2 separate regions of the Homo sapiens genome follow, and region 1 is linked to region 2. A link is a contact called in ENCODE Hi-C or POLR2A ChIA-PET data. All regions are on one chromosome and are shown on one strand. The core of a region is the stretch at or near the end of the contact, and the rest is flanking DNA. Distances in the headings are between cores, read along the strand shown.

Region 1 (2,700 bases), core at 153-2,652, 91 kb before region 2:
AATGCAGAGTCCAGGAATCCCCACTGGCCGTGGGCCACACACACCCGCCGCCCCCCGCTGTTAATTCTGAACCATAGTTCCAAGGTCCTTTCTGCACTAATGTGGCCTGATTAGGTGACTCCCTAGCACCAGGCAGGTGGGACAGCGCCTCTAAGGGGAGTAGTAATGCAATGTGGCTTCCTTCCTCTCCTCCCCTGCCGCCTCTGGGGGTGGAGCTGATGCCCCTCACCCCAATACCCAGCCTAGTAGCAGTACTTTGGTTCCCCCAGGGAGCTCCTCTTTTAAAGAAAAGGGACAGGACCCAATTGTTACTGAGCCCCTATTGTCATAGTAGCCACCATTTATTGATGGTTGACTATGCACCTGCCAGATACTGTACCCTTAACAGCATTTATCATCCAACCCTCCTTTAGCCTGCTGAGGGGGTTATACATAATAAGGAATATTGTACATACTGAGGAACCTGAGACTCCATGAGGTTAAAACTTGCCTAAAATAACACAGCTAGGGAAAAGGCAAGCTGGATTTTGAACTAGGGCTCTAAGTGCTGAGCCTGTGGGCTTCATAATTGGACCAAATCCCTGTGTGCTGGGCACGTGTCCAGCACTTCCCTCATATGATCTTTATGTGAACCATCCTCTGGAATCCTCAGAACAAACCCAGGAAGTAGGTATACTCATCCCCATTTTACAGATGAGGAAACAGGCACAGAGAGATGACTGGCTTGGCCAAGTTAAGAATAATGGCTAACAAACAAAAACAAAAACAAAAATTAAAAAAAAAAAAAGAATAATGGCTAACTCATGGAACTCATAGAACTCCACAAGGAAAGGTGTTCTAAGCACCTTCATACATGCTGCTTCATTTAATCTCTACATTATACAGATGAGGAAACTGAGTCACAGATATCCTGAGTGACTTGCCCACGGTGGCATCAGTTAATGACAGATCCAAGATTTGAAATCAGAAAGGCTGGCTCCCCAGTCTCCATACTTCACCAAACCAGAAGTTCTGAAACTCAAACTGTGGTCCTGCCAATGGCCACACTGGCTTCCCTGGGGAACCTGTAGACATGGGGATTCCCAGGCTCCACCCCAAACCTCCTGAATTAGAAACTCTGCCCCCCGCCCCACCCCGCTCAGAGATCCGCAGGGGATCCTAATACACCCGAAAGTTTAGGAACCACTGACCTCACCAATACCACTTTTTCCACAGCAAATAGGTTAGAGGAGGCAGAATCCAAATCCAGGATGCTATGAATCAAAAGGTCAACCCTTTCTCTTCTGCCACGGTGCACCCCCTTCCCTCCCCCGGCCAAGGCCCCAGCGGGGTCTGCACCCTACCTCAGGCCCATTCTCTTCTTCTGTGCCCCACTCCACCCCACCCAGGATGACTTGTTCGCGGACCTGGCCAACCTGAGCCACCTCTTCCTCCACGGGAACCGCCTGCGGCTGCTCACAGAGCACGTGTTTCGCGGCCTGGGCAGCCTGGACCGGCTGCTGCTGCACGGGAACCGGCTGCAGGGCGTGCACCGCGCGGCCTTCCGCGGCCTCAGCCGCCTCACCATCCTCTACCTGTTCAACAACAGCCTGGCCTCGCTGCCCGGCGAGGCGCTCGCCGACCTGCCCTCGCTCGAGTTCCTGCGGCTCAACGCTAACCCCTGGGCGTGCGACTGCCGCGCGCGGCCGCTCTGGGCCTGGTTCCAGCGCGCGCGCGTGTCCAGCTCCGACGTGACCTGCGCCACCCCCCCGGAGCGCCAGGGCCGAGACCTGCGCGCGCTCCGCGAGGCCGACTTCCAGGCGTGTCCGCCCGCGGCACCCACGCGGCCGGGCAGCCGCGCCCGCGGCAACAGCTCCTCCAACCACCTGTACGGGGTGGCCGAGGCCGGGGCGCCCCCAGCCGATCCCTCCACCCTCTACCGAGATCTGCCTGCCGAAGACTCGCGGGGGCGCCAGGGCGGGGACGCGCCTACTGAGGACGACTACTGGGGGGGCTACGGGGGTGAGGACCAGCGAGGGGAGCAGATGTGCCCCGGCGCTGCCTGCCAGGCGCCCCCGGACTCCCGAGGCCCTGCGCTCTCGGCCGGGCTCCCCAGCCCTCTGCTTTGCCTCCTGCTCCTGGTGCCCCACCACCTCTGACTGCGGTGCTGAGATCGAAGAGGCCAGTGTCCGATCCCCGCTTCCCGTCCACCCGGGGCTGCGGCTCCGGCCCCAGTCGCCCCACCTTCCCTGGCCTTGCTGCCTCCCTTTCCCCTCCCAGCTCCTCTCCTCCCCGGGGAGCAGGCCGCCTCTCCTTGCCTGCCCCCTGGGCTGTCCTGACTTGTGGCAGCCCCAAGAGGGCGTGTGTGGTGGCTCAGCCCTGCCCTCCCCAGTTCTGGCCATTAACTCTTCCCCATCCCAAGGCTGGGGTGGGGCCCCCCAGGCAGCCGCTGACCCGCACTCCTAAGGGCCCACAGCGGACACCAGAGGGGCTTTTGTCTGCAGAGCGTCTTCCACCAGCAGAGCCTTTGGAAGCTCCCCCAGGGAGCCCCACCCAGGACCCTTTGGGGGATGCCTCAGTCAGGGCCAGGCTGACCCTGACCCCTGCTTACCCTAGTCCCCTCAACCTCCTGACACTGGAGGAATACTTTTCTCCTAAGTCTACCCTGGACACTTTTTAGGGCACCTGGAGAGAACTTTCCTCTCCACTGTGGCCCCTGCG
Region 2 (2,700 bases), core at 156-2,655:
CACAGTTCTTTCCTACTGCCTACTAGGAAATCACCTGACTCAGAGGAACAGAAAATGAAAGTAGAAAGGCCATTAAGAGAGCCTGCAGGCTGGAGGCCTGTGGACCTGGTTTCATATTCCAGTCCCATTGCTCCTTACTGAAAGACTCTGGACAAGCAAGTTATTTCCTCTGTGCCTCAATTTCCTCATTTGTAAAATGCGGGTATATATTACTTATCTCACAGAACTGCTGTGCGAATTAGATGAAATAACCATGTAAACCGTTTGGCATGTAATGGTTCCAATGCAATAAATTCTGGCTCCCATCTCTCTTCCACTTGGCTGGAAAGACCCTCTGCCTCATTTTGCTGCCAACCTCCAGATTTAGTATCTAGGCCAAGCCTGCTCTGGGCATCCCAGTCTGAGGCCATTTTCTTCTCAGAGGCTGAGGGTAGCAGGCACCCTCTTCCTAGAGCCTGCCCCTCCACCCTGCAGACTGGAAGGGGCACTTCTGAAAGACTTGGGGTGCCAGACTCACTTCACCAGGATCACCTTCCTCCCTAATCCATCTCCAAACACCCTGGGTTTTCCCACCTTCTGGAGGAAACTGCCCCCTCCCCATCCTTCCAGATCTTATTTCAAATTGTGTCCCTGATAGGAACAAAATTCAACAAGGGCCGGATTTGTGTTCATCTCTGCCCGCCCCCCCCCCCCTCCTAGAACAGGGCCAGCACATGTAGGCATTCAACACTTGTAGAACTCACGAACGCAAGCCACCTACTCCAGGAGGCCTTCCAGGTCCACCTCCGCATCTTTTCCTCCAGAGAATACTCAGGGAACTTTGTCCCAAATTCTAATCAGCATTCCGTGTTTCTCAGGACTCTAGTAATACAGGCATCAAATTATGGGATGGGCTATGGGCTTATTCCAAGGCAAGGACTTCATCCTGGTCATCTGTGTTCATAACCCACCACCAGCAGTAGCAGAATGCCTGGCACCAAGATGCCAAGGACTTTTCCTGCACTGGAGATGCACCCAGTTGTTATCACAAGTTTCAGGCAGGAAAAGCGAAATTGAAACCAGTTTTGGGGGAGCCGGCTCATCTTCACCACGCGAACGGCTCAAGCAGAGGCCTCCAAACCCCCAAAACCCCAGCTCTGGCCACTCTTGCAGGCCAGTCCTCCTCTGAGTAGAGGGCGGGGAGGACAGGGATTCAGCCAGCCCTGGTGCCCAGACAAATAAATAAATGTGCTCGGAGAGCCGCGGAGGGGATGGAGGGAGGAGGGAATGCGGGAGGCGAGGGGAGCCAAGAGAAAGGGGTCATCCTATACGCGGTTACCTTCACCACTCGCATGCTCGCCATCATGTCGGGACCGAGTGTGTGGCACCCGTGGCCTCCAGCAGGACCGAGCTCCGACCCGCGACACAGCGCGCCCCGCCCCGCCCCGGGGACCCCACCCCCGGCAGCCCCGCCCACCCCTCCTCCAGCCGTCGCTGCGTGGGCCTCCCCGCACCCGCTCCGGCGAGGCCAGGAGGCCGTCGAAGGACGACCCGCCGGACAACCGCCCGATCCCCGCGCGGAAGGCTCGGACCCGGGACTCACGGTCTTTGTGCGGAGACGGGGGCGGGCCTCGGGGCGCACGGCTTTGCTGATCCCTGCCTCCCGCGGGGTGCGCCGTGCACCGGCGGCGAGCGCTCAGGGGCGCTGGGGGGCGCTCATACGGGTTCCAGTCTTCGCTCCGCCGGCGGCCGCACCGGGAGCTCTCCGGTCTTTGTCAGCCCCCTGCACGCCGCCCCAAATACACACTCGCCCTGAATAAATAAGGGATGCTCGCTGTACAGACGCAGCTCCGTGACAGTTCTCAGCGGCCTCCACTATCGGACTGCCGCCTTGAGCCCCTGCCCCAGCAAGCTGCCGGAGCCGCCGAGCCTGCCGCCTTCCCTCCATGGGCCCAGCGCTCCATCTCCGAAACTGCGTGGGGGATGGCGTAGACCTGTGCCCTCCGAGCACCGCTCCCCGGCAGTCGGGGATCCTTTGTGCTGCCCGGCGTTCGGCGCGGGCTGCAACGTTTCTCCCCGTGGCTTGGGGCAGAGCACCGCAAGGAGGCGCTGTTGGACCCTTTCTCTTTTGCTTTGGGGGTTCGGTCTACCATCATTCAGTCCTTTACTAGGTTTAGTATTTACTAAGTGCCTACTGTATGCTGGTTTGGGAAACAGTTGGTGGGGGAAGCCCCAAGAAGGACTCAGGAGCCTCCTTTCCAAGAGAGAGTCTGCTTCCCCTCCCTTACTTTACTACTGGTCCATTACAAGCTGTGGGCCTAATGTGTGCCCCCATGCACAGCTGGAGTCCCCAACCCTCTGTGCAAGGACAGAGTACTTGCAGCCCCTGAGCACCAAGCAGCATCTGGGGAAGATGAGACTTGTTGGGAGGGCCGATCCCCTCCTTCTCACCCTTCCCTACCCCCGTTTAGTCCAGACGAGAAAGGAAATCAGTATATTTTGAGCACCAGTTTGTGATCTCAGTACCTCACAGTTTTTTTGTTTCTTGTTTTTCTGACAGAGTTTCACTGTCGCCCTGACTGGAGTTCAGTGGCGATATCGGCTCACTGCAACCTCCGCCTCCCGGTTCAAGCTGTTCTCGTGCCTCAGCCTCCTGAGTAGCTGAGATTTACAGGCGCGCGCCACCACGACCGGCTCATTTTTGTATTTTTAGTAGAGTCA

What was found. Hi-C counts contacts between places; a loop is a spot of excess contacts on that map. ChIA-PET counts read pairs that join two places held with the same protein, here RNA polymerase II (POLR2A). Pooled maps may share reads with other maps.
Region 1: a loop to region 2 is called in a map with no recorded cell type, with 5 times the contacts of the local background. The contact joins the enhancer-like site here to the promoter of UBE2L6 in region 2. A Hi-C loop is called at or near these places in 2 of 168 maps with a recorded cell type or tissue (Caco-2 and endothelial cell of hepatic sinusoid), 2 of 37 single-sample maps with no recorded cell type and 8 of 50 pooled maps. POLR2A ChIA-PET finds 5 or more read pairs at or near these places in 9 of 52 experiments (B cell, Caco-2, H1 and 5 more).

Annotation. Positions count from the first base shown.
Region 1 is chr11:57,474,774-57,477,473 of GRCh38, forward strand. It overlaps RTN4RL2 (reticulon 4 receptor like 2), which reads left to right. Exons shown (of 3, transcript NM_178570.3): 3 at 1,389-2,700. The coding sequence ends at 2,138. Among named protein-coding and RNA genes, the nearest start is that of RTN4RL2, 16 kb to the left of the region's middle. RefSeq lists enhancers at 1-33, 1,207-2,035, 1,253-1,402 and a silencer at 1,723-2,192. Within about 2 kb of position 1,403, at least 9 of the 41 ENCODE cell types and tissues checked have a DNase peak (open chromatin) inside an H3K27ac peak, as active enhancers do.
Region 2 is chr11:57,566,267-57,568,966 of GRCh38, forward strand. It overlaps UBE2L6 (ubiquitin conjugating enzyme E2 L6), which reads right to left and starts at 1,406. Exons shown (of 4, transcript NM_004223.5): 1 at 1,319-1,406. The coding sequence starts at 1,345. RefSeq lists an enhancer at 1-156 and a silencer at 1,410-1,769.